Regions from separate parts of the Homo sapiens genome. Here regions 2, 3 and 4 are each linked to region 1. The links are chromatin contacts, found by Hi-C or POLR2A ChIA-PET in ENCODE. All regions are on one chromosome and are shown on one strand. Each heading gives the region's core, a stretch centred on a gene start or an enhancer-like site at or near the end of the contact. The rest is flanking DNA. Distances are from core to core; before and after follow the strand shown. Region 1 holds the start of WAPL (WAPL cohesin release factor). Region 2 holds the start of CEP55 (centrosomal protein 55). Region 3 holds the start of TMEM254 (transmembrane protein 254). Region 4 holds the start of EXOC6 (exocyst complex component 6).

Region 1 (6,367 bases), core at 2,866-5,365:
ATCAGAAACGACAGTGTCTTCAACGACCACATGACTAATTTTGCTATTAGCTTCAAGTACTGAAGTGACCTCTTCCAACTGAGCAGCTTCACTAGATTCTGAATAAGAGGAACACTTAACCTGGGCTAAATTCTTTGAAGAAACTGGTAGAGACTCATCATCACTATCAAATCCAAAAGGATCTCCAGTACTTTCTTCTTCCACTTTAGGTTTCTTCGGAATTTCTTGGATATCTGGTTTGAAATTGGGCCTCTTCTGCCCTAATTTAGCCATAAATGTGGTCTCTCCCCATTTTGTGCTAAGGGTAGTCCGTTTGTTGGAAAAGACTTCATCGAATTTTGAACTGCCATTTCCACCTTTCCTACTGTATGTTTTCCCAAATCTGGATGTCATTTTGACACCAGTTTCATATTCTCTGTGAAAAAAAATTTAAGAAAACATATAATCATCAAATACAAGTGTTAAACAGTGCATATAAAAATAAAAACCTAGGGATTCTTCCCTCATGACTTTTGACACTCACCACACAGACTTTTAAATAAACAAATATGAGGAAGGGGTATAAAGAAAGGCTGATTTATTACCCTACATGCTTCCATGTCAATTTTCCTCCACAATGAGTACATATTCCTACGCTACTTACAAAGTAAAAAAACTTAATGATTAACCAACTTATAATACGATATCCATAAAGCTAACTTAAAATGAAGCATATTAAGTTCCAAATGAATTAATTTACTATTCTTATAAACATCATTTTTACCTTAAAAAATTATCTGTATAGAGGCTGGGAGGCCGAGGCAGGCAGCTCACTTGAGGCCAGGAGTTTGAGACCAGCCTGCCCAACACGGTGAAACCCCATCTCTACTAAAAATACAAAAATTAGCTGGGAGTGGTGGCACGCACCTGTAATCCCAGCTACTTGAGAAGCTGGAGCAGAAGAACCGCTTGAACTCAGGAGATGGAGGTTGCAGTGATATAATGATAACCTGTATAGGGTAATTACTTATATAAAATCTTAAGCACAGAATGTTAGTTTTTTTCAGGGCCTCAGAAATATCCAATACTTGATTAAATTTAGTTCTTTGAAATTTCATGGCACTAATTCACATGAGAAAAAAGGTCCCCAAAATGGTGCTTTTTCTCATGTTTTACAACCTGCAGCTTTTAACCCAATCTTGAAGATTCTGCTTCTTGGTGTAATGTAATTTGCGCTGTGACTTTAAAAATGTTCCTTAGATGGTCATCTCCCTAGGGAAAGAAACTATCCTTATCCTATCTGCCTTGTCCCGATAGTGCTGTGCTCATTTGCTGAGTTATATTTTCTGGGGCTAGTGAGCTCCAGCATATTACACTGTTTCATGGATTAATACAGACATAGAAACATACAACTTTTATTTTCCTTTTCAATTTATAAATGGCAAATCGATTCACCTGATTTATCTACTTCACAGGACAAAAAAAAAAATCTTTAGGGCAGTAAATCAAGAGTCAAACATTTTTTAAAACAAGTTACTTGCATTAGTTCTGTGCCTATTAAAAAGTTATAGTACTTTTTAAACATGATCAATCAGTAACCGTTTGTCTAACACTTTGACCTTTCTACAGTTCAAACATGAATACATCGAATATAACTTTAAAAAGTGAACAAGGGCCTAAGGAATGAAAAATCATTACTTTGAAAGCTACAAGAATTGAAATTATATTTGACCTATACTTTTGAATATGTTTTGATCTACACTTGTTTTCCCTTGATTAACTTAAATTCTTACCATTTATAATGAGTCACTGTCTGAGTTTTATATAAATTCAGTAGTAGACCCCCCCCCATGTTTGGTGAGAACCCAATTTTAATTTGACAAGGTAATAATTTAGTCATCATACATATCTGCGTTAAGAGAAAACAGTGTTCCTGAAGGAGATGTATTTCATCTTCCACTGCAGCTCTAACACTAACAAGTCTTACTGTCTTTCTTGTTAAGTACAGCCTAAACAAAACAGGATACTGGGCAACTACCACGGACAACAAAATAAAAATCGATTCTCTGTTCCTTCAAGAATGTAAAGCTGAGATCCTGCAGGTCTGTAAGTGTACGTACACATACACACCAACAAAGATGGAATGTTTTGGATTCACTTATGTGCTAATCATCTAAAAATACTAACCAAAGGCCAAACCAAAAATCTAGACTTGAGTTCCTTTATGCCAACATCAGAAAAACTGTTAAAATGGTTCTATAACCACAAAGCATTCACTGTTGAAAGTTTGAAGTCTTCAGATGAATACCTGACACTAAGGACTTAATTATTTTATGTGATAAAAAATAATTTTGTGCTGGCTGGGGGCGGCAGGTCACGCCTGTAATTCCAGCACTCTGGGAAGCCAAGACGGGCAGATCACCTGAGGCCAGGAGTTCGAGACCAGCCTGACCAACATGGAGAAACCACGTTTCTACTAAAAATAGAAAATTAGCCGGGCGTGGTGGCGCATGCCTGTAATCCCAGCTACTCCGGAGGCTGGGGCAGGAGAATCAATTGAACCTGGGAGGCGGAGGTTGCGGTGAGCTGAGATCGCGCCACTGCACTCCAGCCTGGGCAACAAGGGCGAAACTCCGTCTCAAAATAATAATAATAATGATAATAATAATTTTGTGCCAAAAGACCACGTCTTTTACAAATACATAGTGAAATACTGATGAAATAACGTCAGCGATTTTCCAACATTAAGGAATGAGAAGTGTATAGATGAAATAAATTTGTTTAATAGTCACTGCTAAATCCAAGCGATGGGTACAGAGAAGTTCATTATATAATATCTCCTCCTGATTGCCTTTATCGTTTCCCACAATAAAATGTCTTTGCAATGGCATTATCTAAGCGTAAAGCACTACAGATTCCAAAATAAGTGTGCAGACGTCCTTGAAGTTAAATTTTAAGTGTTTCAAGTACACAATCTTGCTCAACCTTTAAACTCCAAAGACTGTCCTAACTAAAAAGGAAAGAATGATTGACGACTAAGTCTTTTCGGTCGTTCGGCTTTTGCCCTAGCCCAAAATCAGGTCGAATTTTGAGAGAAGTGCGCTGTGATTTAAAAAAAAAAAAAAAAAAAAAAAAGCAAAAAGCCTTTATACTTCACTCCCACCCTAATCTAGCGTCTTCCCGATCCCCAAAGGCTTTAAGGGCTTCCATTAAAGATGGAAAGCGGACGGGACGAACCTGACTAACCAGAAATCCTCACCTGGGGACAGCCGGGGCGCCACGGGCAGTGGGCGCGATGGACCCCTCGGACTAGACACTCAATGCAACTTTTCTCCTCCCAACCCGCGCCGCCCAGGAAAGGGAGGTCACTTTCGACGCCCCGGAAGCCTCTGCCACCGAATCCTTAAGGCAGTGCAAGGCCCCAGTGGCGGCCAGAGGCGGATGAAACCACGGGAAAGGACTCGGGGCTGAAATCAACACACTTGACTGGGTTTGGGGAGCTAAGTCAATCAGCAGTCGCCCGAAAAAGAACTCCGAAAAAGGAAAATAAAAGGGGAAAAAAAGAGTTCCTCAGGTCATTCCCCTGCCCAACTTCCTCAGCGGCCCGGTGGGCGAGGCAGTGAGACTTCCACCGCCCGCTCCCAGCCTCTGCCTCCCCCACCCTCCCGGCTCCCTCCCGGCCTAGGCGGCCGCCCGACACCTCACTTACCCTCGGAGCCTGGCGGGTGCTTTGGCCACGGGCCGCCTCCGCCTCTCCCGCTCCCTACGGCCCGCGGGCGGGCGCGGAACCCTCGCGCGGGAGAGCAGGGCCGGCAGGTGAGAGCCGAGAGAGGCGAGGGACTCTGCTTTCGGTAAATAGGAAGCCCGGTTGGGGGGGCAGGAGCGGCGGCCCCGCAACTTCCCTCCCCGCCTCGAGCGCCGCCGGCCGGGCCCAGGCCTAGCTCTCGCTGGCCGCCACTGCTGGAGCTGGTAACAGAGCCTGCTGTGTGCCCCCGCTGGGCCGCCGCCGCCTCCTGCGCCGCCGCTTCCGCCGGTGAATGGTCAGTGCTGGAGTTTGAACAGGGCCCTGAACCATCTCAACGCCATTTGCGCTCCCGGCCCCCACCTCCTTCCTCCAACAGCCGCTCGCTCCGTCACTCCGCTTCCCACAGTCCCCGCGCGGCCGCCCGACCCCGCAGCCAATCGCGCAGCCGCTTACTCAAACCGCCGCGCAGGCGCTGCGCCCCGCATGCTCCGGCGCCCGCCATTGGCCCGGCCGCGGAGCCCGACGGGAGTTGTAGTCCAGGTCCGCGAGGTCGCGGGCCGAGGACCAGGCGCGGGAGCGGGAGCGGGCGACTGGCCGGGCCCTCCCGGTCTCGGCAGCCACTTCTAGCTCCCGGCCCAGCCGGGAGACGCAGGTGCCACGGAGATGGGCAGCCGGGCGGGTGGCGCAGTGCAGGCAGCTGTATCAATCGCTTCCCCTCCAGGGACCCGCCGGTGCCTGGGGACCGCGGGCTGTGCAGCTGTGCCGGGCCTGCGGAGGCCGCCGCCCGGGAGCTGGGAGGCAGGGGGCGCGTGGTCAAGAGCCGCCCTCGACCTGGCCTGGTCGGTCCTGGCCCGGCGTAGGTGACGATGGCGGGGACCGCGAGGCGCCGGACACCCGAGGCCACGAGCAGCGTCGCCCCTCGCTTTTTCGCGCCCCTCCAGCCCTGCAGTCCTTCCTCTAAGTCCGTCTGCCCCTCACCGATTGAAAGTGGCCCCGAGAATATTGGATGGTATTGAGCAATTATCATTAACTTTGTTGGGTGTGGTAACGGTAATGTGGTTATGGTTTTTTGTTTTTTTTTTTTTAAGACCTACTGATGTGTTGACAGAGTGATCTGGTGTCAGGACTGTAAAATACGCCTATGAAAACTGGGGGAGAGGAATAAAACAAGCTGGCAGAACGTTTTTCATCGTTGAAGCTGCGTGATGCGAGCATATGTGCTCATCATACAGTCTCTTTACTTGTGTATCTGAAATTTTCCATAATAAAAAGTTTAAAGAAGTGAACCAGCGATTGCCTCTAGGGAGGACAGTGAGGTGGCGGATGACGGGAGGAAGGAGTCTTAATTTTTCGCTGTACGCCTTTTTGTGCTATCTTAGGTTTTTCCCATTCAATGTGTTACCTAATTCAGAAAATTGGTAAGTTTTTTTTAAGGCTACCATGGGAAAACAGCGTTCTAAAGAGTAGCGCAACCAGTTCCCCCTAAGAGAGGTGCATGATTCGTCGGACTCCGACAGCCTTGGTGTTTGTTAGGCGGTTAATGGAGACCCACCTGGGAAATTAGAAAACTACTAATTGCTTTCAGTGAGAAGCCCGCCCTTCTCCCACAAATGGATAATTTGCTTTTAATGCACCCAGAAGTTATCCAGCTCCCTCCGGTATAATCGGGGAAACTCCAAATAAAGGAAAAATAGTTCAGAGACCCTGCAGCTCTTCCCAAGAGGAATTTAAGGTGGATTTTAGTGTGGTTGGATTGTTTTGCCTACCTGACTGCAGAATTTATATTCTGACATTTACAATTTCCTAAATACTGAATCAGTACTTTTTCTTGTTTCAAAATAAATCAACTTCTTCTGTAGTTTATATGAAAAACAAGTCCATGTCTTCCACTGTGGGTGGGATGCACATGACTGTTTTATTTGGGTCAGTTTTGTCTCTTTTTTTAATTGGCAGTTTAGGAACTTGTTTTTATCATTTTGTTTAAAGATCTTCTGGCAGAGGTGCAGGCTGCACTTACTATAATTATTTAGATGACAAGGTGGTGGGTGGTAATTAAAGGGTAATTATCATCAGAGGCAAAAGGTAAGATCAAAAAACCAGAAGAGGTGAGGAAACAATTGCAAGATCTTCCTGTAGGAGGGTGTCGTGATCCTCCCAAGACCAAAGGATATGTCTATTATGCCTGGCCTCTCTAGTGCTGGACACTTGGCAGGGTCAGTGCCTGCATGAGGCTGAAGTGGAAGGGCTTATTGTTTAGACTGGTGCCTTTTGAGGGCTTTTATGTGATGGTTGTGTTAAGTAATGAAACTTAGTAGTGTCAAATTCTTGCCACTCAAAGAATGATCCCCAATCAGCAGTGTAGCATCACCTGGAAGCCTGTAAGGAACGCATAATTCCTATCCCTCACCCCAGCTCCACTGAATCAGAACCTGCATTTTAACAGGATTCCCCCAGCTGATTGGGCTGCACATTAAAGTTTGACAAGCACTGATTTAAAGTATACCCATAGCATTTGACAGCAATCTAGTATTTTTCGTTAGGATGAGGGAGAGGAAGGGAGATGATTAAGAACCTCCTATGCATCAGGTAAGATGCTAGGCTGTTCAGGGGCCTTGTCTGCTTCCCAGTCCATTACTCTATCTT
Region 2 (6,367 bases), core at 2,714-5,213, 7.0 Mb after region 1:
CAGGAAGTATCACTGACTGCCTAAGAAGAATTCTCTCATATGAGATTAGCCGCCTGCCCCTGAAATGATTTTCAGATATGTTGCTTGCTGATAGAGCTGCAGTGATCACAGCTAAGTGCTGAGGGGATCTCCCTATTTGCCGATTTAAAATGCAGCCCTTCCTGGCTGAAGATAAACTTTAGGAAAGAGCAGGGGGTCTACCCTGAAAAGGTGCTGAGCTCTAAAAGCATGCTTCTGGTGCATTATTTTAAGTAAGGTGCATCCTTTTAGGTAATTAAGGAATATCGATAACAGAAAGGAAAGAGAGTAAAGCATTTGTCTGTTTCTCCGTAATAGTTTAGATCAGACGAGACTCTGATCAATTCATCCTTGATCTAATTCGCTCAATCACTGTGGTTCTTCTAGGTGCTCAGGATATGGTGGCTGGCAAAATCAGATGTGGCCCCTACCTTCAAGGATTTTGCAGCCTAGTGAGGGGAAAAGATACCAACCAAAGAATCACTCTCAAATAAATGTGCAATTATAAGTGTGGTGAGTGGTTGGAGAAGTACAAGCTAAAGCGAGGACATCCCTGCAGCAGTGAGAACTAAGATTTTCCGGGGAAGTAGGAAAGGAGATAACAGTGGAGAATTCCAGACAGGGCCTGTGGAAAAGCCCCGAAGGCAGGAAGGAGTCTGCCTGGTCAAGGAATGAAAGGTGTCAAGCATGGCTGGTTTGGGACTTTGGTCTCCACTAGGCCCCAGAGGACAGATGGAGAATTTTTTTTCCTTATTTTAAGAACAATGGTAAATCAATCAAATGCTTTGTGTTTGCATTGGGAAATAGGTGACAAGATTGCATTTGCATTATTTAAAAGAAAAAATCCCTGCTAAGGAGAAATCAGATTGAAAGGAGACAAGAGTTCATTCATTTCTTCTTGTTCTGAATTTAGAGAACATTTATTGTGTGCATTCCAGTGCTGTGCAATAGAAATATAGTATGAGCCACATTTATCATTTTGAATTTTCTAGTCACATCAAAAAAAGTAAAACACATTAGGTGAGATCCGTTTTAATATGTTTCATTTTACCCAATATATCAAAAATACTATCATTTTAACATGTAATAATATAAACAAGTATTAGTGCAATATTTTACATTCTTTTTTCATACTAAGTTTTTGAAATCTGCTGTGTATATTCACACACCTCAATTTGGACATAAAATCTTCCTCAGAAATACTTGATCTATATGTAGATTTCATAAAATTTACAATTGAAAAAACAGGTTTTTGTACCCAGGTTGTTCCAAACATACTTAAAAGTTTTCCAATAAAATAATAATAATAAAAAAAAGAAAAAAATAAGAAAATCAAAAGTTTTTCAATAAATAAACTTTTAGTTTTTAAATTAAGATTAAATAAAGTTAAAAATTCAGTTTCTCAATAACGGTGGCCACATTTCAAGCACTCAGTAGCCATCTATGGCTAGTGCTACCATATTGGATAGATCAGGAGGGACCTTTCCATCACTGCAGAAAGTTGTATTGGACAGTGCAGATCTACACGCTGGTGAGGCCCTGTGTGTTCATTAGCATTGCCTTGGAAGATGTAACCTTCAAAGGTGATAGGTGCTCTAACCTACAACAGCCTCCCTATTTCCATTTAATATCTTTAAACCCATTCAGCAGCCTTTTGATCCTGTTTTGGTTTCCCAAGAACAGGTTCCTACTGGGAAGAAAATGAGCTCACCTGCTTAGATAAATATCTAGTCTGCTTGGCTGTTACATTTCTCTTTACATGAATAAAGATGAGTTTCCCAATCTTCATCCTAGACTATCCCTGAGTGAACTATCAACATCAAAGTACTTGTGAGATCTTGTGGAAACTACCAGCTCTTCACAACCTCATGACTGGCAGCTCCTATCTGTAAAGAGCAAACATTAATTTTCAGGGCTAGCAATGGCAATTAGGGAATTTAACAAGCCCCCCAGGCCAATGAGCCTCTTGTTTGCTCCTCTTCCTCAAGGTCCCCACTCACAGGGCGACCTTTAGCCAGAAAAGAAGGTCCTGGAGGGCAGGTGTGGAATTGGAGTGTCTGGCACAGCAGGCCTGGGTGCTGGCTACCCAGGTGCCAGTCCGCCAGGTGCCACCTCTCTCCAGGGTCCCTCCTCCCTCTCCCCCATTTTTTGCTCCCCATTTGGCTTGAAGGTGAACAGGGAAATGTTTTTCTCTATATCTCTTTAAGAATCTTTGTAAATCTCTGTGGAAATTAATTTTGCCCCTCAACTCTGGGCAATGAATAATGTTCACACGATGATTTATCTTTTGCCCTGATTTTTCCCACCCTAATCCCACTTGATACTTTAGTTTACCTTCCCTTCAGAAATGGGAGCTCCTTGGAAGCAGGTACCAAACGTTATCTTGCATTCTGTTTTGGTTTTGTTTCTCTGATTCTTTAAAATTCCCCACATGGTTTTCTCATCCATTCTATTCAGTAACATTTGAGTGTTGCCTTTTGTTTAACAATGGCTAACATCAATTGAACATTTACTAAATGTTAAGCACTTTACATGAATTTCTTTCATGTAAAAAAATTTTAAAGTTTTAAAATTAGAGACAGGGATTGGGTGGGGTGAGAGTGGATCTCTCTGTGTTGCCCAGGCTGGTCTCCAACTCCTGACCTCAAGCAATCCTCGCTCCCCGTCCTCACGTAGTGGTGGGATTACAGGAATTAGCCATTCCACCTGGCCGGATTTCCTCATTTAATCCTTATAACCGAGCTGTGAAGTAAATATTATTATTTGCATCATTTTACACATCGGGAAACCGAGGCTCAAATAGGTTAAATAAATTTATCCAAGGAGACACATCTAGTCAGGGCAGTAAGGAATTAAATCTAGAAAGTCCTAATCTAGAGTTTATAACCTTTGTACAATATTGTGTACCTAGGATGTTTTGCTACTGTGTATCTACTGTTTTAAATCTCCAGCGAGTTTATGCTGGGTCTAGGAGAGAAAGGGAGGCCCTGCTAAACATTTCATGTGCTTCTTCTCTCAGCAGTAACGTTCTCAAAGCGGCTAATCAAGAGCTAGAATCGATCAATAGATAGATATCAGGCTGGAGGGTAGCAGTCTGGTCTGAAAGCCGGTCCGCTAGCATTCATAATCTCAGCGTTCAACCTGGGCGTGCCTCTCATCTCTCCCGTTAACACTCCCTGCTGTGCTGCTGATTTTTGGCAGTAATCCCAGCACTTTAGGAGGCCGAGGTGGAAGGATCACTTGAAGGCAGGAGTTCGTGATCAGAGTGGGAAACAAAGTGAGACCACCCCCCCCCCCCCCCACTCCGCTGTCTGTATAAAATTTTTTAATAAAAAATTAGCCGGGCGTGGTGGCGTGCGCCTGTAGTCTCAGCTACTCGGCAGGCTGAGGCAAGACGATCGCTTGAACCCGGGAGACTGAGGTTGCAGTGAGCTATGATTGCACCACTCCACTCCAGCCTGGGCGACAGAGTGAGACCCGAGGGGATGACAAGGGGGCTGTGCTCCTTTGTGAAATCCCGTTGTCCCAGGGCAGGAGGGGCCGCACTTCACACAGGGAGAATCTATGCTCAAGAGCGCAGAACTAGTTCGTCTCGGTCCATCGTCACTGGTTTTATCCCATTAAAAATAGTAATTTGCTTTCTCCTAAAAGCGTATAAACACAAAACCAGCCCCTGACTGCGAGACACCAAGCTTGTTTAGGTCTAAGCCCGCAGAGAACCCCCGATCCCAGAATTAGCTGGCGGGCCCGGGAGGAAGTGTTCCCGCCCTCTGTCCCGCCCCGCGGCCCCAGCCACTTCTCGGCCCGCCCTCAGGTTTACTCTCCGCCCTTCAAAGGCGGCAGCCAATCGGGGAGCCGCGTCCCCGCCGCGCGCGCGCTGCTCCTCCTTCTTGCGGGCCGCGCCCTGCCGGCAGTGACGTGCCCCGCCCTGCAGCCGCGGGATTCAAACTCCCGGAAGCGGCATCCACACCTGATGGTGTGACTCGGCCGACGCGAGCGCCGCGCTTCGCTTCAGCTGCTAGCTGGCCCAAGGGAGGCGACCGCGGAGGGTGGCGAGGGGCGGCCAGGACCCGCAGCCCCGGGGCCGGGCCGGTCCGGACCGCCAGGGAGGGCAGGTCAGTGGGCAGATCGCGTCCGCGGGATTCAATCTCTGCCCGCTCTGATAACAGTCCTTTTCCCTGGCGCTCACTTCGTGCCTGGCACCCGGCTGGGCGCCTCAAGACCGTTGTCTCTTCGATCGCTTCTTTGGACTTGGCGGTGGGTATCATCTCCTTACAGATAGGCGCAGAGAGGCCAAGTGACTTGCCCAAGGTCTTTTGTTAGGACGGCTTTTTCCGATTGGCAGGCACTTTCGTTGTGTGTTCCTCAAACATCTTTATTTTAGAAGTGAGAAAACTTGTGCCTTTTTTTGCAGTTTCTCTTTTCCTGTCTGTCTCCTCAAGTGAGATTTTATGTGGGAATTTTTAAAGATTGGCGTCGCCTTGTAGAAGATGCGGCTTGTAATTGAGGCCTTGTACCATTTACTGGATGGAAGCGCTTGTTTGGTCACCTGTCCAGCATGACTTAGGTCACTTCAGCTAATCAACCAATCATTTCTTTTCTTTTTTCTTTTTTTTTGAGATGGAGTCTCGCTCTGTCACCAAGGCTGGAGTGCAATGGCACGATCTTGGCTCACTGCAACCTCTGCCTCCTGGGTTCAAGCGATTCTCCTTCCTCAGCCTCCTGAATAGCTGGGACTACAGGCGTGCGCCACCACGCCCGGTTAATTTTTGTATTTTTAGTAGAGACAGGGTTTCGCCATGTTGGGCAGGCTGGTCTCGAACTCCTGACCTCAGATGATCCACCTGCCTCGGCCTTCCAGAGTGCTGGGATTACAGGCGTGAGCCACCGCGCCCGGCCCCAATCAACCAATCATATCTGAGGGCTTGCTGTTAGGCTCTGTGGGTAACAACAACAACAACAAAAATCAAAGTGCAGTCCTTGAAAAAATAGTTGAACAATTGAAAAAATAAAAGGTTAGCAGGAAGTGTAATTGGGTACTAGATTGTGTAGGGGTGGGGGTGGGGCAGCTATATCGTTTGTTAAGAGTTCACAGAGGGAAGGCATGCTGAGGAAGGTTTGAACTGGGGGAACCCTGTGGATGACTGGAATAGGAAATACAGGGAAAGGTGGCCGGGCGCGGTGGTTCACGCCTGTAATCCCAGCACTTTGGGAGGCCGAGGCGGGCAGATCACTTGAGGTCAGGAGTTCGAGACTAGCCTGACCAATATGGTGAAACCTCATCTCTACTAATAGATAAAAAAAAATTAGCCAGGCGTGGTGACGCGCACCTGTAGTCCCAGCTACTCAGGAGGCTGAGGCAGGAGAATCCCTTGAACCCGGGAGGCGGAGGTTGCAGTGATCTGAGATAGTGCCACTGCACTCCAGCCTGGGCGACAGAGCGAGACTCTGCCGCCCCTAACGCCCCGCCCCCGCCAAAAAAAAAAAGAAAGAAACAGAAACAGAAAAAAGAAAATACAGGGAAAGGAGGTTGGTGGGACTAGGTGGTGGGGGAGATCCAAACCGTCTGGGCCAGAGGCTAGAAACTAGTAGTCATTCATTCACTGCCAGAGTTTCTGTGCAAAGGTTAGGAAGCAGATGTTTGGGGGTTCTTTCACGTTCTGCAGATCTATATTTCCATCATTTTGTGTCTCAATGACTTGGTAGTAGTTTTCTGTCCTACGACCCACGATATCAAGTCAACAGTGTGTTATCAACAGAAACACATAGGAAAGAACTTCCTGTGGCAGCAGGTGACTGAGAGACGCCATAACCTTGCATTTCTTTAACTGATGGATGAGCTACTGCAATCTTTCACCTTATAATGGCAAAAATCCAGGACTAACCTTTTGATAGATGATTTCTTCTACTCAATCTCCACAGTTCTAATATGTTTAGACGTTCTGATTTCACACAGGACAATCTTAAAAGTCACTTCACTACCATTCTAAGGAGGTCTCTCCTGTTTTTACTGATATCATTTATCCCTGTACTTCTCTTGTGTAATATTTATTACAGTTTGAGGATTCATGAACCCTTGTTTGTTTCCTTGTTATTGCCTGCCTTTACTACACTGAAAGCCCCATAACATTAGGGAACATGTCTTTTTTTTTTTTTTAAACCAGTTTACACCCAGCATGTATTAGGATACCTGGTAAATAGTAGGCTTTATAGTAATTTTTGAATGCACTAATGGGCTCATACTCCTTTATATCCTTTAATCACACTGCCATTATTTTATCTTGGGATACATGAAGTAGAAAAATGTTTTTTAACCTCCTTAATTAGAGTTACTTTTATATACTATTTA
Region 3 (6,367 bases), core at 988-3,487, 6.4 Mb before region 1:
CGAGATCGCAACACTGCACTCCAGCCTGGGCAACAAGAGCAAAACTCCATCTCAAAAAAAAAAAAAAAAAAAAAAAAAACCACAGACAGGGTAGCCTTGGTGAGGATGGACTCTGTGGATAATGATAATGGACTTCTTGTCTTTGAGGTGTGAGTAATCTTTGGTAAAGGTGACCAACTGGGAAGAGGTGAGGGCTGAAGAGATTATTTTAGTCAGCTGAAGGTGAAAATTGAATCTGATAGGTACTGAAAACACAAAGAAGATAATAAGCAAAACTTATTCTAGGAGAGAAGAAAGAAAAGGAAAGCTGAGAAAACAAGGAGTTATTCAGAAGGAGGAGAAGAATAAAGAGGGTGGTGTGATCAAGGATGATAAGGACTAAGAAAACACCAATTGTTACAATTGTTACTGTTAATCTTGATATTCAAGAGCACTGTGGTCTACCTGGGAAATGGATTTCCTCACATATTCTGAAATTCATTCTTTAAGACTTTATATCCCAAGATACTCACGTAAAAAATGAGGAAAGAGAACCTTGGTTGGTTCCAGAGTGCCCTCTCTGGAACTGGAACACTCAGCTGCCAATTGTTTTCCAGTATTCCTCACCCACTTGGGCATGACAGGACCCTGTGCTGTTTCTTCTTCTTTGAAATAAGGACAATAGTTTACTGCCTAGGATTGTTTTAAGAATTAAATTAGTTAATTATTGTATAGTACTTAGAACAATGCCTTGAACATAGTAGGTGTTCAATAAATACCAGCTACAGTATAGTAACTTTTTTTTTTTTTTTTTGACGGAGTCTCACTCTATAGCCCAAGCTGAAGTGCAGTGATTGGATCTCGGCTCACTGCAACCTCCGCCTCCGGTGCTCAAGCAATTCTCGTGCCTCAGCCTCCCAAGTAGTTGGGACTATAGACACGCGCCACCACCCCCAGCTAATTTTTTGTATTTTAGTAGAGACAGGGTTTCACCATGTTCTCCAGGGTGGTCTCGAACTCCTGAGCGATCCACCCACCTCGGCCTCCAAAAGTGCCAGGATTATAGGCTTGAGCCACTGCGCTTGGCCAGTAACCCATTTTTAAGGCCCAGGTGAAATAGTTTTTCTATTTCTATGATTTTCTATTTCTATGATTAAATAGTGTTTAATCAGACACTTCAGCTGCATATACCTCCCACAGCTCATTGATGATACAACAGTTCGCACAGGGCCTGGCACACATGCTAAAGGCTCAGCAGTATTGATAATCACCCACACTTACAAAGCACTATGGGCCAGACACTGCTGTGCTTTCTTTACAGATATCAACTCATTTAACCCACCCTAAAAACCCTGAGGTTCCCAAAACTGGCATATCCTCATGTTACAGATACAGAAACTAAGACACAGCCGGGCTAAGTAATTAATCTAAGCTTACACAAATAGCCGAGACAGAGCCAGGACTTAAATCCAGGCAGCCTGTTTCACAGTCCCTGCTCATAACCATGGTGCTGTATAGTTCCAAACATCTTAACTAATGAGGACAGCATTATTTCTCAAGGTGCACAGCACAGAGAACTTCAAAAATTAGACTCTTAGTAAAACACCATCTTTTTTTTTTTTTTTTGAGACAGGGTCTTGCTGTGTTGCCCAGGCTGGAGTGCAGTGGCGTGATCTGGGCCCACTGCAACCTGCACCTCTCAGGTTCAAGAGAGTCTTGTCTCAGCCTCTGGAGTTGCTGGGACTACAGGCAGGCACCACCGCGCCCAGCAAATTTTTTGTATTTTTAGTACAGACGGGGTTTCACCATGTTGACCACGCTGGTCTCAAACTCCTGACCTCAAGTGATCTGCCCGACTCGGCCTCCCAAATTGCTGGAATTTATTCCAACACCTCATTCATTCATTCATTCATTCGAGACAGAGTCTAGCTATGTTACCCGGGCTGGTCTCAAACTCCTGGGCTCAAGGGATCTTTCTACCTCAGCCTCCCAACGTGCTGAGATTACAGGGACACGCCACCGCGCCAGCCCGAACATCTTTATCTTAAACCCAGAAAAGTGACAGGAGTGTCTCCCCTACAAGATGATGACCAGCCCTCCAGACCTGAGCCCAGGTGTGATTCCAAGGCCCCTGTACTGGGGCCAGACAGGGAGACTCGCTCTCAGGGACTTCCCAACCAGCACCATCTTCTCCCTGCGGGGATGGCGAGGGAGCGCGGGCCGGCCCCGGCCCTGCCTCCGCGCTCGCGCTCGACGGTGTCCTGAAGCGCGCTCCCGGGGAGGTGTTGCAGCCATGGCTACGGCAGCCGGCGCGACCTACTTTCAGCGAGGCAGTCTGTTCTGGTTCACAGTCATCACCCTCAGCTTTGGCTACTACACAGTAAGGACAGCCGCTGGAGCGCTACGGTCTGACGAACGAGCGAGCGCTCGGTTCACCCCAGGACCTGGGCTCACAGGCCGCGGGCCGGGGGAAGTCGTGCAAGCACAATCCCGACTCCCGCGCGCTAGGAGCGGAGGGGAGGGGACCAGACTCCGCAATGAGAGCAAGCATACTGGTCCGCCAGGGTCTTGGGCGGGCGCCCAGGGCCCTGAGAAACCGGCTAGCCAGGCTTTTCTTATATGGGGGCGGGGACGGCTGGGGAGCTCCCAGCCAACTCTGTGTCTGGGTTTTTCAAGAGGATGGTGAAGTCGGAGGCCAGCAATGCGGCTACCGCCTATTTCCGTCCAGCAAGACCCTTGCCCTCTCTGGTCACAGTCCTGGGGCTGGGCTACTTCGCGGTGAGGCGTGGGGTGGGGCGGGGCGGGCCTCTGTTTTGGCCCGCCGGGCCCTCGTAGGGCGAGGGGAGCTCTGGGAACGGGGCCTGTGCGCACGCGCATCTGACGGTTGTCTCGGTTACTCATGTAAGCGGAAATTCGGTGGGCTCTTAGGATAGTTTCTGCTTTCTAGTGTTCCTGTCTTTGGGTCCTCACCTCTGCATGGTTACTAACGGGTTATCCGAGCCTAAGCCTCTCACGAAGCGGAAAGTCAAGTTAACAGACTGCCATAGGCCTGCCAAGTCAGAATAGGGCTTCCGAAGCAGAATGTTTGAGCCAATAGGAATTGTTTGGAAAACGGGGATAAATCTAAAGGATGGGTAGGATTTAAGTGGTAAGGGAGGATAAAGAGGCTATAACTGTTCTGACATAGGTGTGGAAGCAAGAAGAAAGCTGTACCTAGAAAAAGAGCGACGTTTGTTTGGCTGAGAAATAATCTGTTTAAAGGATAACGAGAAAGATGCGTGGAAAAGTAGGTTGGGGGCTAAGGTGGTAGTTTTGTGTTTTTTTGAGACGGAGTCTCGCTCTGTCACCCAGGCTGGAGTGCAGTGGGGCGATCTCGGCTCACTGCAACCTCTGCTTCCCAGGTTCAAGCGATTCTCATGTCTTTACCTGTAGCTGGGATTACACTATGCCCAGCTATTTTTTTGTGTTTTTAGTAGACATGGGTATTGGTGAGGCTGGCCTCGAACTCCTAACGTCAAGTGATAAGGTGGTAAAATTTTGAAGGAAGGCGAAGCTATTTGGGTATACCAATAGATCCTGGAGATTGGAGATTTGTCTTGTCCACAGTGTTGTTTGTTGGTGTCAAATCTGACAACCTATGTCCTGATTTCCCCATATGTACAATGGAGGTGTTGAACTGAAAATTTTCAAAGGTGCATTTCTGTTCTACGATTTAGTGTCTGTGACTAGTTAGAATATAGTTGGAGGAAAGCTTTGGGGACTTCAAATTGGGATCTTGTGGAGCTGGCAGATGCTCCCCTTTCCCTTTGGTTTGGGAGGATGCAGTGATATTTGTGCATTATTTAACTTTCAGATGTGAAACAACATCGTGAGAGAGGTAGTACTGCTCTTGACAAAGATTTGAATGGGACAATACATTTTGAAACTGTTGAGTTATTCTCAGAAAAGTCTTAGCTGACAGAAGTTACAATACAGAGGCTGAAAGTTAAGATTACGAAAAATTTATGTGATTAAGCAGTTGCTATTAAAATGTCACAACCTTATCTCACTTATTTTCCATCTCTATGCAGTGGATCATTCTCAGTTTTAGCCGTACAAAAAGGGAAAGCCGAGAAAGGAATTCTAAATTAAACAGAGGTTTGGCTGGAGCCAGTTTCTGCAGTAAAGAAACTAGCCAAAGCACATAAACTCAAAATTTGCTAATATCTTTTATAAAATAATGGTTTTGGTGGAATGTATTAATAGGAGTCAGCCAGGCATGGTGGTTCACCCCTGTAATCCCAGCACTTTGGGAGGCCGAGGCGGGCAAATCGCTTGAGCCCAGGAGTTCGAGACCATCCTGGGCAACATGGCAAAACCTCATCTCTACACACACACACACACACAAAATTAGCCATGGGCAGTGGCTCACACCTGTAATCCCAGCACTTTGAGAAGCCGAGAAGGGCGGATCACCTGATGTCAGGAGTTGGAGATCAGCCTGGCCAACATGGTGAAACTCTGTCTGTATTAAAAATACAAAAATTAGCTGGGCGTGGTGGCATGCACCTGTAGTCCCAGCTACTCTGGAGGCTGAGACAGGAGAGTCGTTTGAATCCGCGAGGCGGAGGTTACAGAGAGCCGAGATCGTGCCACTGCACTCCAGCCTAAGCGACAGAGTGAAACTCCATCTAAAATAAATAAATAAATAAATAAATTAGTCAGTCGTGGTAGCCATGCCTGTATTCCAGCTACTTGGGGAAGCTGAGTTGGGAGGATCGCTTGAGCCCGGGAAGTCAAGGGTGCAGTGAGCCGTGATCAGGCCACTGCACTCAAGCCTGGGTGACAAAGCGAGATCCCTTCTCTACAAAGAAAACAAAAGAAGAAAAGGAAGAAAAAAAGACTTTAAGAGTCATCCACCGTGGGCACTGAGTCTGATAACCACATACTTTCCTCAGCATAAGTCTCCCAGTAGAGTTGCTTTTAGAAAATAGAAGTCATCCTGGCACAGTAGGTCATGCCTGTAATCCCAGCACTTTGGGAGGCCAAGATTGGAGAATTGCTTGAGCCCTGGAGTTGGAAACCATCCTGGGCAACATAGTGAGACCCCATCTCTATATACAATTTTTAAAAGTAGCTGGGCATGGTGGCACACACGTGTAGTCCCATCTACTTGGGAGGCTGAGGTGGGAGGATGGATTGAGCCCAGATGGTGGAGGCTGCAGTGAGTCATGATCATGCCACTGCACTCCAGCCCCAGCAGCGGAGTGAGACCCTGTCAAAAAAAAAAGAAAGAAAGAAAATAGAAGCCAAGAATGGAGACCCAAATGACTGTTCAGAGTTTCTTCGGTCTGTGGTAATTTTTTTACTGTTTCACAGCCTTTCTCAAAAACAAAAACAAAAAACAGGTTTTAAGTGACCTAATAGGTATTCTGTGTCTCTGCTTCTCTTTCAGTGGGTTGTCTTCTGGCCTCAGAGTATCCCTTATCAGAACCTTGGGCCCCTGGGCCCCTTCACTCAGTACTTGGTGGACCACCATCACACCCTCCTGTGCAATGGGTAAGGAGAGCTGCACAAGTGGACTGTGGACACTGGAGCTCTGGTCTCATGGGAAACCTGGAAGGCCTGCAGCTGCCTTTTGGTATCTAAGAGTAGTGTCGGTTCACCTTAAGGCACTTTTCTTTTTGAGATTGCTGTGTTAGATTTCATCAGCAGATAACTATCACCTTAAAAAAGATTAACCTTTTTTTTGGTTTCAGGTATTGGCTTGCCTGGCTGATTCATGTGGGAGAGTCCTTGTATGCCATAGTATTGTGCAAGTAAGTCTTTGAAGTAGGTGTTTGTTGCCTTTCTCTTAGTAGCTAATATAAATTGAGAGCAGCCACATTTAAATAGTTCACACACTTGTAGGCTGAGAATATTCTCAGGGTAGAGCGGAATCCCCATGCCTGATACTGAGCCTGGAGCAGAGGCAGTACCCAGTAAATGTTTGATGAATGCATTCATTTTGTTTATGTTGGTTAACCAATTACTTAGTTATCTAATTCAGATGACTTTTGTTATTTTTTAACAAATTTTCTGGGTAGCCCCAACTAGATCAAAAGACTAGGAATAGGAGCCTGGCTTCTAGTTTACAAAAGAGCTAAGTGACTGACCTAGGCCGATGACTCACAATCCTCGTTTTACAATTGAGCCACCTGAGGAGCTTTTTCAAAATACACACGTCTGGTTTCCAGACCCAGAGATTCTGATTGGGTAAGTCTTGCCTCAGAGATAGGAATGTGCTCTTTTTAAAAGCTCCACAGATAATTCTAGGATGCAATGCTAGTTAAAAGCCCCCAAACCAGACCCCACTCAGGAGATGCTAGTATAGGTTAATGCTATGTGAGAATACAAGAAAAAATTATGT
Region 4 (6,367 bases), core at 2,119-4,618, 6.3 Mb after region 1:
TCTCTGGAAGTCAATATCCACTGCCAAAAAATAATTCCACATGCATCTGCAATCTGCCTGTCTGTGCCCTGCTACTCCGCAACCTTCTCAGTGCAGACGTTAAATCATTCACTCCTTGGGGCTGGGCGTGGTGGCTCATGCCTGTAATCCCAGCACTTCAGAAGGCCAAGTCAGGGCAATCACTTTAGGGAAGGAGTGTGAGACCAGCCTGGCCAACATGGTGAAAGCCCATCTCTACTATAAATACAAAAATTAGCTGGATGTGGTGACATGTACCTGTAATCCCAGCTACTCAGGAGACTGAGGCAGGAGAATCGCTTGAAAGCGGGAGGCAGAGGTTGCAGTGAGCCAAGATCGCACCACTGCACTCCAGCCTGGGCAACAGAGAGAGACTCCATCTCAAAAAAAAAAAAAAAAAAAAATCATTTATCCCTTGGATAGGCTTCCCCCACCCCACATTGACATATTTGATATATCTATGTCCATGATTAAAATGTACAGTTAGGGCCGGGGACGGTGGCTCACGCCTGTAATCCCAACACTTTAGGAGGCCGAGGCGGGCAGATCACCTGAGGTCGGGAGTTTGAGACCAGCCTGACCAACATGGAGAAACCCAGTCTCTACTAAAAATACAAAATTAGCTGGGCGTGGTGGCACGTGCCTGTAATCCCAGCTACTCCGGAGGCTGAGGCAGGAGAATCACTTGAACCCAGGAGGCGGAGGTTGCAGTGAGCCAAGATCACGCCATTGTTACCCAGCCTGGGTAACAAAAGCGAAACTCTGTCTCGAAAAAACCAACCAAACAAACAAAACAAATGTGCAATTAGTTATTTAGGACATTTAGCTTTGAATTCTTAGCTAAAACCTCCAGGTACTCACGGAACTGTCAGAAGTCTCAGAGGGAACCAGCAAAAACTGTTTCAGAAGGAGAAGTGGTAAATGGACTTCCTTCCATGTTCACTTGAATTTCGGGGAAGATACTGCTGCTTATGTTGAAGTAATCTCTATGGGCAGGTGTTGAAACAGGGCTGGCCTGAGGAGTGCCTAAGCAGGGCTGGTTTCCCAGAGCAGGGGCACTTGGAGCCAGCTTTGGAATAAAAGGTATCAGGACTGGTGAAGAAAAGGGGTAGAGTTCTAGGGAAGGAATGATCAGGAAAGTAATTCCCCAGCTGGAGACATTGGTCAAATAGGAAACTGGCCTGTGCCACATGCCCTGCTCTCCTCATTTTGCTCATTATCATAGTTCACCGCAGCCTCGAACTCCTGGGCTCAAGCAATCCTCCTGCCTCAGCCTCCCAAAGCTCTGGGATTATAGGTGTGAGCCACTGTGCTCGACCTAAGAAGTTCTTGAGAGGGGAAAATAACCTTTTGAAAATTGAAACTGAAACATAAAAAAAAGAAGACAAATTTTATCCCCTCCCACAAAAAGAATGAAAAGCTAGGTCTCTCTGCAGGAAATGGAAGACTGTCTTAGCTCAATGGATGTGTATAGCTGGAATCCATTGCTCTGAAGATTCCAGATTAATAGGAAGGAGGGCATTAGCAATGTTTTATAGGGCCCTTCCTAAGTTTGGTAGGCAGTGGGTCCCACTGATGCTCACATTCTAATCCCTGGAACCTGTGCATATGTTATTTTTACATGACAAAGGGGGTATTGCATATGTGATTAAGGTTAAGGACCCTGAGATGGAAGATTATCCTGGATTAAATGGTTGGGTCCACTCTAATCATATGGGTCCTTAAAAACTGAGCATCTTTTCCAGCCTAAGTCAGAGTCAGAGGAAGATGTGACCACAGAAGAATGGTCAGAGAGATGTAATGCTGCTAGCTTTGAAGATGGAGGAAGGGGGCCACAAGCCAAGGTATGTGGGTGGCCTCTAGAAGCTGGAAAAGGCAAAGAAACAAATTCTCCCGCAGAGTCTCTAGCAAGGAACACAGACATGCTGACACCTTGATTTTTAGCCCAGTGAGACCTGTGACAGACTTCTAACGTACAGAACTGTAAGATAATATGTCTGAGTCATTTTAAGCTACTCAATTTGTGGTGATTTGTTAAAGCAACAATGGAAAACTCATACACCATGGGACAGCAATATGAGGCAGACACTGCCATTGTCATTTACAGTCATTTAACTGACATATAAAAGAACTAGGTTCTTGCCCAATGTCACACAGCTGTCAAGTGATATTAATCCAAGAATTAATGTCTTCGGACACTGGTCTTCAGAGCTCATGCTCTAACTATTGCACAATACCACCTCCCAGGATGTTTGTGGGGAGGAGGCTGGAGGTAGGTTTCAAGTAAAAGCTCACTAAGGGTGAGTGAGTTACACAGCTGGATAAAGAGCTTGGTTGACTCAAAGGGAAGCTTTTCAAAGCCCTGGATTAATGTAGAGCAGAAAGTAGTTGTTCCTCAGGCTAGGTTTCCATTCTGTTCCTGTTTAGTCTTCCTTCCTCCCTGCTTTGATCATGACAAACTGGTTTACTCAGTGTCCCACAAACATGTCATTAAGCACGACTTTTTTCTACACTGATACCTTTGTCCAAGCCTCCCTGCCTCTCTCTCCCACCTCCCTGCTGCTAACCCCCTTTCAAGAGCTCTCACCCCTTCTCAACCCAGCTACTCTGACCTGGGGGCACCTGAGTTCACGGACTTTGGTATGAATTACACATCGCCCTGGGCCTTTTTTTTTTTTTTTTTTTTTGGTATCTCTGCCATCAAGTGTCTTAACTTCTCATCATTTAATTTTTTATGTCGCTTATAATTTATTTCCAAGTTGACTGGCCGCTGTGGACTTCTTGCAGGCGGGGACATGAATCCACCTGGAGCGGTCTTCATGGTCAACTGGGATCTTTATTCGTTCCTAAAATAAATCTTACTATCACATGCAATTTTGCTTTTCGTGAGTGCATGTTTTCCTTTCTCTGACTCCCCACGACCCAGAGTACATCAGGCCCTTGTTAAATGTCCCCGTGGCTCTTATTACAGATTCAGGGTGATGATCTGAGTGTCCACCTTGCTGATTACTACGGTACCCCCGCGTGTGGCACAGGGTGTGGCACACACAGAAGACAAGGAGATATGTTAAAGCCCAAAGGCCAGGCACAAGACGCCCAGGAGGGACTAGTCGCGAGAGAGGGCAGGAGGCCAGCTGGGTACCCGGCCGCCGCCCGTAGCCCCAGCTCACAGCCCCCGCTCACTCCTGCAGGTGCGGGGGCGGGAACCGGGTCGCGCGCCTTCTGCCCGGCGTTCCGCGCGCCCCCGCGCCGCCGGCCCGAGCGCCCCGCCCCCGCCCCGCCCCTTCGCGCTCGCGCCACTTGGAGCTCGCCCCCGTCGTTCCCGCGGCGCCGCGCCTCGCTGGCTCCTCAGCTTCCAGCCAAAATGGCGGAGAACAGCGAGAGTCTGGGCACCGTCCCCGAGCACGAGCGGATCTTGCAGGAGATCGAGAGCACCGACACCGCCTGTGTGGGGCCCACCCTCCGGTAAAGATCTCATCCCACCGGGACTTCGGCCCCCCGCCCCACGCCGGCCGCTCCTCACGAGCCGGGCGGGGCGTCCGCCGCCGGCCGCGCGCGAAGCTCCCCGACAGGTGGTGCGCGCGGGGGCGGGCGGGGGCGCTCGCGGGTGGCGGAACTCTAGCCGGTACCCGGGCGGGACCGAGAAGGCGGCTGCACCTGTCGGCGCGGCCTGCCTCCACCGCTGTAGCTGTCACCCCGCAGCCGGTGGGTGTGGCTGCTGCAGGGTCTCTAACCCCGGGCCCCGCGCTGCGGCCCCGCGTTCTCCTCCTGGCTGCGGCCCCCGGGCCCGAGGACACTTCTGGGGCCTGCCCCCGTCTCGCTCGTGGTGGGGCTGAGGGCTGCTCGGCCGCGGGCATGCCAGGCTAGGGTCGACAGCAGGCACCCGGCGTGACGGAGGTGCCAGGTCGCGCGCGGGTGGAAAGCCTGGCGCGCCGGGCTGCCGCGGGCGTGGGAGAATTGAAATTGAGCGGGAGACGCCGGCCCGCTTTCCCCCTACTCCCCCGCGCGGCCGCAGTGGGCGAGAAGAGAGCGTGGGCTGGAGAAGAGAGCGTGGGCTGGAGGAGAGCAGCTGCTTGCTGCTTGGGAACACGCTAGGGTGACCCTGCGCTCGCGGGATCTAAGCTGCTTTGGAGGCAGAACAGCTTTTACTTATTTACAAACATTTCATTAAAATTGCATTAATTTTTCCGTTTAAATCGAGTTCCTCCCCATTCATTTTAAGAATAGTACTAGGTAATGCATATTCCATGCCAAACTGAGTACCTGCTGTTCCAATAGAATATTATTAGCCAGGCAACGTAATGAGCCATGGGTTAGGTTAGGCACTGTCTTCAAGAATAAGTTCCTTTTACATATAAGGTTTCATCTTTTGGAGTGATAATAATGATAAATGAAGTTATTATTCACTTAGGGAACTTGAGACTGATTATGCTTTATCATTAGTATTCTTCAGAATACACTTCCTAGAATAGAGCGCTGTACAGTTTGTGGACCTGTGAATATAGTGTAAATTGAAGCCAGTTCAAGTTATGTAAATACACCTTGCCCTTAAGAGTCAGGAGGCCTGGGTTCTTGTTTTGCCCTAATTCTGCCTCTGATGAAATGTGCAGTCATGGAAAAAAATTATTTAACCTCTCTGGATCTCGGTTTCCTTATTTGTAGAATGGGGAGGGGAGAGTATTCAGATGCCCAGGAAACTCAGAACATTAGGGACCTTGCCTATTTGTTCACTACTGTATCCCTAACACCAAGCATGTGGTAGGCATGTTATAAATTTTTGTCACATAAGGTTTCTGCTATGATATGATAATGCATAATTAGTGCATTTCCTTAATTTTCCAACATTATTATTTCTTTTAATAAACTGTATACTTGGTAATGAAAGAAGTAAGATTAAAAGGAAGCTTTGTTTTCATCACTGCATCTTGAAACTGAGAGTGCAGTGTGTGATAAAGTTACTAGAGTAGTTTATTTGTGAAAATAGTACTGGTTATGAAGGAGGTGCTTCATCTTAGGAAAATGTGCTAGGTAGTGTCCTTGAAAAAAGATGAAATTAACTTAGAAGAAAAATTTGAAATATATTGAGAGATTTTTGGGACACTCAGGAACAGAATATGTGTATTCATAGTGTTATTCTGTTCTTTTTTGCTGGGCAGTTGTTTCAACTGGCTCATTTTGTTTGAACCCACTCTCTTTTCTTTAGCAATCCCTGGTGACTCATACTTATCCCATATATATGTATATTTGTGTCTCATTTATAAGCAGACGCTTTTTGCACACATATAGAGGGTACTGCTAGCAGTCTTTTCTCTTGAACATTGTTTAAGCTACTACTATTTTTTCCCTTTTTTTTCAGGTTTCACGAAGTGAAGTGTTAATATTGCATTTTTAAAAACCATTTATTATGGAAAAATTTTAAATGTTTAAAAAAGTAAAATAGTGTAATGAACCACCATGAACTGTCATCTAGCTTCAATTCATTCCCTGGCCAGTCTTGTTTGATCTCTTCCCTTATCTACTCCCTATCATCTTGGATTATTTTGAAGGAAATCCAAGACATCAATTTATTCATAAATATTTTAGTATTAAGATTAATTTTTGTTGTTATTTCCTAATTATCTTTTAGCTGGCCTGTAGACTTATCATTTTATTTATATTGTTTTTTCTCAGCGGCGGGATTTTTCAGCCTGATCTTTTCCTGAGAAGCACGTGATAAACTTTCCGCAGGCCCTGACATATAACATGGTTCTTTGACCACAACAGAAGTATATTAGAAATCAGTAGTTAAAAAAAACAAAAAAACAAAAACTATCTGGAAAATTCCCAAATATTTGGTCATTGACTAACACACAAAAAATAAATCAAAAGAGAAATTAGAAAGTATTTTAAACTGAGTAAAATGAAAACACAGCATATCATTTGTGAATGCAGCTAAAGAAATAGTTAGAAGTTTATGGCACCAAACACCTCTACTAGAAAAGAATGGCTTCAGCTCCTAGCCTAAGAAACTAGGAAAAGAGGAGCAAATGAAATTCAGAAGAGTGGAAGAAAGGAGATGGTAAAGATCAGAGTGGTATTCAGTGAGACAGAAATACAGAAAGTCAGTGAAACTCAAAACTGGTTCTTTGAGGAGACTGTAAAATTGATAAACCTTTAGGGGTAGAAAAGGAGACGATACAAATTAAAAATAACAGGGCCAGGCGCGGTGGCTCACGCCTGTAATCCTAGCACTTTGGGAGGCCGAGGCAGGCAGATCACTTGAGGTCAGGAGTTTGAGACCAGCCTGGCCAACATGGTGAAACCCCGTCCCTACTAAAAATACAAAAAAATATTAGCTGGGTGTGGTAGC

The links. Hi-C counts contacts between places; a loop is a spot of excess contacts on that map. ChIA-PET counts read pairs that join two places held with the same protein, here RNA polymerase II (POLR2A). Pooled maps may share reads with other maps.
Region 2: a map of B cell shows a loop between it and region 1 (28-fold over the local background). The contact joins the promoter of CEP55 here to the promoter of WAPL in region 1. A Hi-C loop is called at or near these places in 2 of 168 maps with a recorded cell type or tissue (B cell and naive thymus-derived CD4-positive, alpha-beta T cell) and 6 of 50 pooled maps.
Region 3: a loop to region 1 is called in a map of B cell, with 29 times the contacts of the local background. The contact joins the promoter of TMEM254 here to the promoter of WAPL in region 1. A Hi-C loop is called at or near these places in 1 of 168 maps with a recorded cell type or tissue (B cell) and 5 of 50 pooled maps. POLR2A ChIA-PET finds 5 or more read pairs at or near these places in 1 of 52 experiments (A549).
Region 4: a pooled map shows a loop between it and region 1 (9-fold over the local background). The contact joins the promoter of EXOC6 here to the promoter of WAPL in region 1. A Hi-C loop is called at or near these places in 5 of 50 pooled maps.

Annotation. Positions count from the first base shown.
Region 1 is chr10:86,517,677-86,524,043 of GRCh38, forward strand. It overlaps WAPL (WAPL cohesin release factor), which reads right to left and starts at 4,116. Exons shown (of 19, transcript NM_015045.5): 1 at 3,689-4,116; 2 at 1-415. The coding sequence starts at 393. It overlaps WAPL-DT (WAPL divergent transcript), which reads left to right and starts at 4,271. Exons shown (of 2, transcript NR_186498.1): 1 at 4,271-4,733; 2 at 4,833-6,367. RefSeq lists silencers at 3,610-4,029, 4,170-4,729.
Region 2 is chr10:93,492,649-93,499,015 of GRCh38, forward strand. It overlaps CEP55 (centrosomal protein 55), which reads left to right and starts at 3,964. Exons shown (of 9, transcript NM_018131.5): 1 at 3,964-4,275. RefSeq lists a silencer at 3,783-4,292.
Region 3 is chr10:80,076,428-80,082,794 of GRCh38, forward strand. It overlaps TMEM254 (transmembrane protein 254), which reads left to right and starts at 2,238. Exons shown (of 4, transcript NM_025125.4): 1 at 2,238-2,359; 2 at 5,414-5,517; 3 at 5,718-5,777. The coding sequence starts at 2,273. TMEM254-AS1 (TMEM254 antisense RNA 1) reads right to left here and starts at 2,766. Exons shown (of 4, transcript NR_027432.1): 1 at 2,300-2,766.
Region 4 is chr10:92,845,152-92,851,518 of GRCh38, forward strand. EXOC6 (exocyst complex component 6) reads left to right here and starts at 3,369. Exons shown (of 22, transcript NM_019053.6): 1 at 3,369-3,483. The coding sequence starts at 3,383. RefSeq lists silencers at 3,186-3,335, 3,476-3,815.